Linked DNA regions of Homo sapiens: region 2 is linked to region 1. A link is an interaction called in ENCODE POLR2A ChIA-PET data of the cell type or tissue named here. Cell type or tissue: A673. All regions are shown on one strand. Region 1 overlaps LSM14B (LSM family member 14B). Region 2 has its middle 13 kb from the start of HRH3.

Evidence for each region. ChIA-PET counts read pairs that join two places held together with the same protein. Peaks named below come from ENCODE experiments on the same cell type or tissue, not always from the same donor. Only the 100,000 strongest peaks of a DNase experiment are listed, where the experiment ranks them.
Region 2: POLR2A ChIA-PET joins it to region 1 with 9 read pairs; 2 of 35 experiments call an interaction of 5 or more read pairs at or near these places.

Annotation. Positions count from the first base shown.
Region 1 is chr20:62,125,204-62,129,203 of GRCh38, reverse strand. LSM14B (LSM family member 14B) reads right to left here. Exons shown (of 9, transcript NM_144703.3): 3 at 2,765-2,900. Among named protein-coding and RNA genes, the nearest start is that of LSM14B, 4.7 kb to the right of the region's middle. In A673, no CTCF peak of the experiment used is centred here; no DNase peak of the experiment used is centred here.
Region 2 is chr20:62,205,037-62,209,036 of GRCh38, reverse strand. No RefSeq gene overlaps it. Among named protein-coding and RNA genes, the nearest start is that of HRH3, 13 kb to the left of the region's middle. In A673, no CTCF peak of the experiment used is centred here; no DNase peak of the experiment used is centred here; H3K27ac peaks cover 484 bases.

The DNA.
Region 1 (4,000 bases):
CCTACACTTCTCTCAAGGGCAAAGGCTCATCATGAAGACACAAAGGGCTCCTAGGTAGCCTTTGGCAAGGGGCTATGCCTATGAAACTGCAGTCCGAGGCCCACGCACAGGGGATGAACCCTCAGAAACCAGGCCCTCTGAATCAGGAGGAAAATGGGAAGCACCACCCACCTCTCTCCATCTCCTCCCTTTCCAAGGTTCCAGGACCTGTAGGGACTCTAAACAGGACAATGTGGGACTGGGTGTAAGTGAACAGAGATCTGAAACAGAAAAGGCACCCTAACCACAGGGTAATTATTATTAGACGAACAGCCCAATACACATGAAGACTGGGCATCTCATCTTACTGCTTTTACGGAATAGAAATGAAAAAAAAAATTGACTGTAGAAAAATTCCTTGTAACCAGATCAAGAGAAGCTCTCAAAGGGCAGGTTGGAACGACTCTGCATAGAGGTCTGGAAAGTGTCCTCTGGCGGGAATGCACCCGGGCCACTTTCTCACTGATTGTCTCACTCAGCATGTCCGGGAGACAAACACAGCACTGCCTGCCTGCTGATCATACTGTGACTGCAGGGGCATGGATAAGGGGCTTGTCTGCTTTTTACACAACCAACTAGTTCAAACAAAGTCTTGCCCTATGAGCAGGTTTAGGTAACTGATCCTAAGAGCAATAGAAGTATCTGTGTCATTTTTAAGTGGGGGAAAAAAAAAGACTACTCTGTAACTCAGATACACAGAGTGCATGCAGGATTTGGAAAGCAGCACCTGCAGAATGACAGACTGACAGCAGCTGTGTGCCATAAGGAAAGCCCAGGCATCAACCTGGACCAGGGCCGGGTAATGGCGATGGTTCAGCTTGTCAGGGTGCTATGTGTAACACAAACATACAGCAAGATCGTCAATATGAATTTTAGAACTTCAGGGGAAATGAGTAGAACGTGAGAAAAGATCTAGAAACCCCACAGGTGCCGCCACCACCACAGCACAGAGACAGGTGGTGTACACTGGCCAGCTGGCCATCAGGCTGATACTGTCCACCTGGCCAAACAGTTGGCGACTGTCACCCAAGCCCCTAATTTTGAATCCCCTCAATGAGTGATCTATGAACCACACGGATCAAAGAGCAAAACAGGCATGTCAGGTGCTTTGGGGAGTCCCCCCTGCAGCACTCTGGAACACATTTAGGACCCAGCAAAAACCCCAGGGAAATGACTTTCTGTGAACAGTGAAGTTTCCCGTATGTGGTAGTCATGGTACAGGTCAACAGAGAACCTGGACCCAGGGAGAGAGAACAAACTACTCCGCTGATTCTTCGTAATCCCTTCTTTAACACTGAGAGTTCATCAATCAGGACTACATGCTGAAGCAAAACAAGCAGCTCAGCGGCTGCATGGGCTTGGCAAATGATCTGCTACAGCTACTGTCATTCTGTCTGCTGCTTTACCCCTCGCTCTCAGAATGGTTTGCAAGACAGCATGCAGTTCTCCCAAACTGCTGTTACCCTTGGCAGTGAGCTGCTGTGGCTCTGAGGACAAGTCAAGCTCTGAAACGGGCTGTGGAGATGGAGAAGAGCTAGGGCTGGAAGCAGCGGCTGAGGCTGGAGGGCTTACCAACTTCTCTAAAGGAAGATAAAGGAGAAAGAGCAAAAAGAAAGCACACAAATAAGTCAGGATACACTTGTCTTGTGTCTAGCAAGCTTGGAAAGAGCCAAGCAACCTCTTGTAGGATTCTGTCATACAAACACGTTTTAGAAACCCAGAGAGCTGGGCTGGGAAGGCCGCCTGTCACACTAGGAATAGCAACCAAGCAAGCATGATTTGTAGCAGCAAGTGGCCTACAGACCTCGTTTAGGGTTCCCTGTCTCACTACTTCATGCTGGATTCTGAGCAAGGGTCGTGGATCACCTGCCAATTCTACACTCTGAGCCCATCTGCAAAGCTAGGTCCAGGTTAAGGACAAGGCAGGATCTTTCTCTACATATGGAGAATAGAATCATACTCTGGGGTTTTTCAATCTTGGTTGAAACCATTTTTGAGCGAGGCACTTACAGTAGAATAAGGGACATGATGGGTGGGTTTGTATTTCACGTCTATATTTACAGGCTTATAAATGTGCAAACAGCTAGACTTCATCTGTAATACTACATATATATCAGCTATTTCTTCTTTGAAGCAGATATACCAGGACTTCCACCTATTTATTTTTTGAGACAGAGTCTCACTGTGCCGCTCAGGCTAGAGTGCAGTGGTGCAATCTCAGTTCACTGCAACCTCTGCCTCCCAGGTTTAAGCAATTCTCATGCCTCAACCCCCCAAGTAGCTGGGATTACAGGTGTGTCCCACCACACCCAGCTAATTTTTGTATTTCTAGTAGAGACAGGATTTCCCCATGTTGGCCAGGCTGGTCTCGAACTCCTGACCTTGTGATCCACCCGCCTTGGCCTCCTAAAGTGCTGGGATTACAGGAGTGAGCCACTATGCCTGGCCCAGGACTTCCACCTAGATCCGCCCTGACTCTTCGAATGAATTTTGATTTGATTCTTCTGTTCCAACACTCAGGCTGCTGCCTCTTTTACTTTCAGTTGAGTAGTTACTAAATGCTCTCACAAGCGGAAGTTGCACTGGGTAATTTACTAAGTGTGCAACAAAACAGTCTACAAGCTGAGCATGACAGGAATGCATATCCCCACCCTCAGGCTCCATCGCTCCACTCAGTGACAGTTACACGCAAGGGTAGTTTACCAGACAGAAACAGGTCACTCACCTAGACCCAGGGAGGCGGCATACTGCTGGCTGAGCAGGGAGCTGGCCGCCAGCGGGCCGTAGGGCGCCATCCCTCGGAAAGGGCTGTAAGGCACGTGCGGCTGGAAGGGCGAGGCGGAGGCAGAACCCAGGGAAGACTGAACAACGAGACATCGGGTGAGAACGGCGAAGGCCATCCCATCACCCCGCACGCCTTCATCAGGGCGCTTGTTCAGCTGGGAAACAAGCACCGTCCCATCAGCCTGCACCCTTGAGATGCTGGAGGAGCCCTTGGGGTGCAAGTTTCCAGTATGGTGAGAGCTGCCTTTTCCACAGCATTTCAGTTCCAGTTTCACCTGTCCATGTAATTCCTTTTTTTGTTTTGTTTTGTTTTTTGTTTTTTGAAAGAGTATTGCTCTGTCGCCTGGGCTGGAGTGCAATGGCGTGATCTCAGCTCACTGCAACCTCTGCCTCCCAGGTTCAAGCGATTCTCCCAGCCTCAGCCTCCCGAGTAGCTGAGATTACAGATGCCCACCACCACACCCAGCTAATTTTTGTATTTTTGGTAGAGACGCGGTTTTGCTATGTTGGCCAAGCTGGTCTTGAACTCCTGACCTCAGGTGATCTGCCCACCTCGGCCTCCCAAAGTGCTGGGATTACAGGTGTCTTGTCCATGTAATTCTAACCCAAATTTCTCCTAACTCAAAGCCATCGGATGGCTTCCCACTGCTCCCAAAGCCGGCCCTGTGTGATCCCACCTTCCAGGATGGGTGCTCAGCACAGAACCTAATGCAGTCTGAACCCCAGAGGAGCTAGTGAATATTTAAATTTAGAAGTGAAGAAAATATTAATCTGGGCTCCCTGGGGGAGCATGGGCAAAATAAGCCATAACCCAATAAGCAGGCACATGGCATCAGACTTGCAAATCTGGTGTTGTATAACAGCAGCATGTAACGACTGGGCGTAACCCGAGGGCAAGCCCTGCAGTCCCTGCAGGTAGGTCACGCCACTCACAGCAGCTGCTCAGGGCTCAGACTTCTCCAACCAGAAACTAAGGGCAAACGCTATGCCCGAAACATCACAGGTCCAGGAGCATCCACTCATACCACACTACACTACACACGCGCACATGCACACCCAACTCCCCAGGTCGCCTTCCTTAAGAGCCACGTGACACAGCACACACCACCTACTGTGTGTGCTACAAGAATCAACACCTTCTGTGAGAGCAGCAACAGCCTGGACAAAAGTTAAGCCA
Region 2 (4,000 bases), 80 kb before region 1:
CCCAGCAGGGAGAGGCTTCAGCCCCTGCCCACAGCCCGTCCAGACCACCCCCTCAGGGGCTGGAAGAAGGCAGGGGAGGCTTCGGGGAAGGGTGTACCTCGTTCCCCTAAACCCCTGGCGGTCCTCTCCCCCAGGTGGCCCCGTCTCCCGGCAACCCCTCCCGGGAGGCACCACTAAGGAAAATCAGTGTTGAAGCCACTCTCCCTGCCACCACCTCCCCCTTGCTTGGGTCACTACCTCCTTTCCTTGGGGTCACCAGATAAGAAGCAGGACGCTCCTTAGGGTCACCAGATAAGATGCAGAGCCCTGAACTTCAGTGTCAGGATGAATAATGTTTCAGCGTGCACCTCACATGCAGTGCACTCTTCATTGTAAATCCAAAACTCCACTCTAGCAGCGTGGGCTGTGCCTGCCTGAGCAAACCTGCCCACTCCCTTTTCTCTCCCTCCAAGGCCCTCCCTCCGCTGACGGGGACACTGGGGGTGGGACGGGGTGCTGAGTTTTAAGAAGCCACGAAGCTCTTTGGCAAGGAAGAGAAGGGGCTAGGGTTGGGGTTGGGTGGGGGACTGGGGGAGTGGCTTCCTGGGACCTGGACCCTGGGGCCTGGACCCTGGGGCCTGGTAGGGGGCGGCAGGCTGGGCACCAGGGGCGTGGGTTGCCCAGCACACGGGGTGGGGGGGGGCGCGCGGAGCCTAGCCACCAGACCCATGAGGCTCTGCTCCACCCTTGGCTGGGGATCCCAGGTGACATCCGGGACCCCTGTGAGCCCAGAGGATCCTGAACAGGGAAGGTGCCCCTCTGTACCCAGGCAGGGCGAAGGGAGACTGCTCCAGGCCCAGGCGGGGAAGGTATGGCCTTGGCTCATTGGCTGGGTCTTGTTATCCCCACTGGACTGAGGAGGGAACAAGGCAGGGGGAGTGAGACACCCCCGCCCCCACCCTCAACACCCAGCCGGGCCACGGCCAGGCCTGTTCCCCTGGAGGCCATGGCAGAAAGCGGAATGATTTCCTGGCTCTGGGGAACATCATGGATCCATTGGGACCCATTGATTTTTTGCAAAGAAGCAATTTTTTTTTCTCCTAAGGAACCAGACGATTACAAGAAAGAAGAAACGATCAGGTAGCCCTGTTTCTCGCGAGCCCTGTCCCCAGCACCCACTCCTGGGGAGGGGTGGTAGTTCCCATGCAGGCCTGTCTTGCACCCCATGGGTTCAGCAGCCTGTGGGCCATCAGGTCATTAGGGCACATCCAGGGACCCTGCCCCTGTCTTGCCTGTGTGGCTAACCCCATGTCACATGGAGGAGCCTAGGGTCCTCTCTGACTGTCTGGCTCCTTTCAGAAGTGGAGACCCTGGCCTGGGGGTAGGGCTGTTGGTGGAGCCAGTCCTGGCAGTAAGAATATGAATTATTCGAACAGCAGGCAGGGTTGGGCCTGCCGTGCGTCCTCTGTACGGCCTCTTCCTGGCGGTGCTGCTAGAGATGTCCCCAGATCCAGGATCCTCGGCAGCGGCAAAGCCCAGGAGGGATGTTTCCTGCAAAATTCTAACACCAACGGGTGTGCAGCCTGCAGAAAAGTTTGCTTTTGTTTTCAGCTGACCTCACGCTGTCTTCTTCTAGCAGAGATTGAGCAAGAGCACCAGGAGGGGACAGTCCCAGGAGGGCTGGGGTGGTTGCAGCCCGAACATTCCATGGAGCCTCCAGGAGCTCGCCAGAGGGCAGTGGGCTCCCGACGCCTTGACTTTTCCTCTTTCGAGATTGTTGTAGATTCCATGCTGTTGGGTGCAACACTACAGAGACCCCACGTGCCCTTTATCGGCTTCCCCCACAGGGAAGCTTGGGTGAGCCACCCTCTAAGACCACAACACACGCCATCGCCGCACGCAGGACACACGCCATCGCCGCACGCAGGTTCCCACTCCCCTGCACTCGTGTGTGTGTGGCATGTTTAGTTTTATGTCATATATATATATATATATATATATATATAAATTTTTTTTTTTTTTGAGCCAGAGTCTTGCTCTGTCGCCCAGGCTGGAGTGCAGTGGCACGATCTCGGCTCACTGCAAACTCAGCCTCCTGCATAGCTGGGACCACAGGTGCCTGCCACCACACCCAGCTAATTTTTTTGTATTTTTAGTAGAGACGGGGTTTCACTGTGTTAGCCAGGATGGTCTCGATCTCCTGACCTCATGATCCGCCCACCTCGGCCTCCCAAAGTGCTGGGATTACAGGCGTGAGCCACCGCGCCCGGCCTATGTCATATTTTTTATCGTGGTGATAAACATAAAGTTCACCACTTGAGCTATCTGAAGTGTGCGGTTCAGTGGCTCTCCCATCACCACCCTCCACCTTCAGAGCCGGTCATCTTCCCAGCCTGAAACACTAAGCCAACAGGATTCTTTCGCACGTGCAGACTCGTGGCCCCACCGCCAACACACAGGGTGATGGTCTGAGGACCCTGGCATGGCCCTTTTGTGTCCACGGCTACCTCCACCCTCCCGCCCTCCTCAGCCCGAGGACCGCCAATCCATTCTCCTCATCGTTTCTGGAACACTCTGTAGAGGGAACCATCGTGTGTGACCTCCTGGCACTGGCTCTCCCCGGCTTGACACCTGCGGTCCCCAGGTGGACGCCATGCACGCAGAGCTGCACCCCGCCCCCGCCAAGCACTGCCGCACCCCGCGGCTCTGCAGCCTCTTTAGCGGCACCAGGACAGGTCCCCGGCACGTGTGTTCACTGATGAGACGCTCCGGTTGCCTCAGCATGTCTGCCCTTCAGGCCTCCATCCCGGGGCCAGCGCCGACCCGGGCACTGCATACAGACAAACGAGGTCTCTGTTCTCCAGGAGCTTAGGGCGGGGGGGCGACGGCGGCTAACGTGAAGTGTGGAAAGTGCGTGCACGAGAGGGTGGTGGGCCCAACTGTGCAGAGCCTGGGCGCGTGTGGCTGTCTTTGGCTTTTTGACTAGAGGGCATTTCACGGGGTGTCTGGGCAGGGCACTGGGTCACAGGGATCAGCAACACCAAAGCCTGCAGTCCAAGGAGTGGCCTCAGCATGGCTCAGACATAGGAAGGGGCAGTGGGGCTGGTGCTGTGGGCACCAGGGACTCCCAGTGAGGGGCCTGGCTTCCTGGCACAGCCACAGGGGAAGACTGAGGGGCCCGGGCACCAAGTAGGGGAGACATTAGCAGGCCACTGCCATCGTCCAGAGCGGGGTGGAGGTGACAGGCATGGCGGGACCTGGGGTGGACCCGAGGGCAGAGCTGCTGTGCTGGCGAGGTGAGGAGGCAAAGGCCCCACGCGAGACTGAACTCAGTATAGCACGTGCGCCGGGAAGCACACACGACCACAAGATGGGAAGGGAGGCTGGGAGTGGAGGCTCACACCTGCAGTCCCAGCACTGTGGGAGGCTGAGGCGGGCAAATCGCCTGAGCTCAGGAGCTCGGGACCAGCCTGGCCAACATGGTGAAACCCTGGCTCTACTAAAAATACGAAAATTAGCTGGGCATGGTGGTACATTTCTGTAATCCTAGCTATTCAGAAGGCTGAGGCAGGAGAATCGCTTGAACCTGGGAGGTGGAGGTTGCAGTGAGCCAAAATCGCGCCACTGCACTCCAGCCTGCATGACAGAGCAAGACTCTGCACCACCCCCACCGCCGCCAAAAAAAAAGATGGAAAGGGACATTGCTTGGGGTCAAACAACGTGCCCCCAAATCCACATCCACAGAACCTCAGAATATCACTATTGGAAATGGGGTCTGTGCAAATGTAACTAAAGATCTCAAGATGGGACCATCCTGGGTTTAGAGAGGCCCAAATCCCACAACTGGCTTCCAGAAGATAAGAGGACAGACACACAGGGGGAAGTTACATGAAGACAGGGCAGGGACGGGAGCCTTTGCCACTGCTAGCCGAGGATGGAGCAGGAAGGACCTCCCTGGCCTTGAGAGGCCTCACCCCCGACAAACAAGAGAATCCACTTAGGTTTTTTTTGTTTTTTTTTT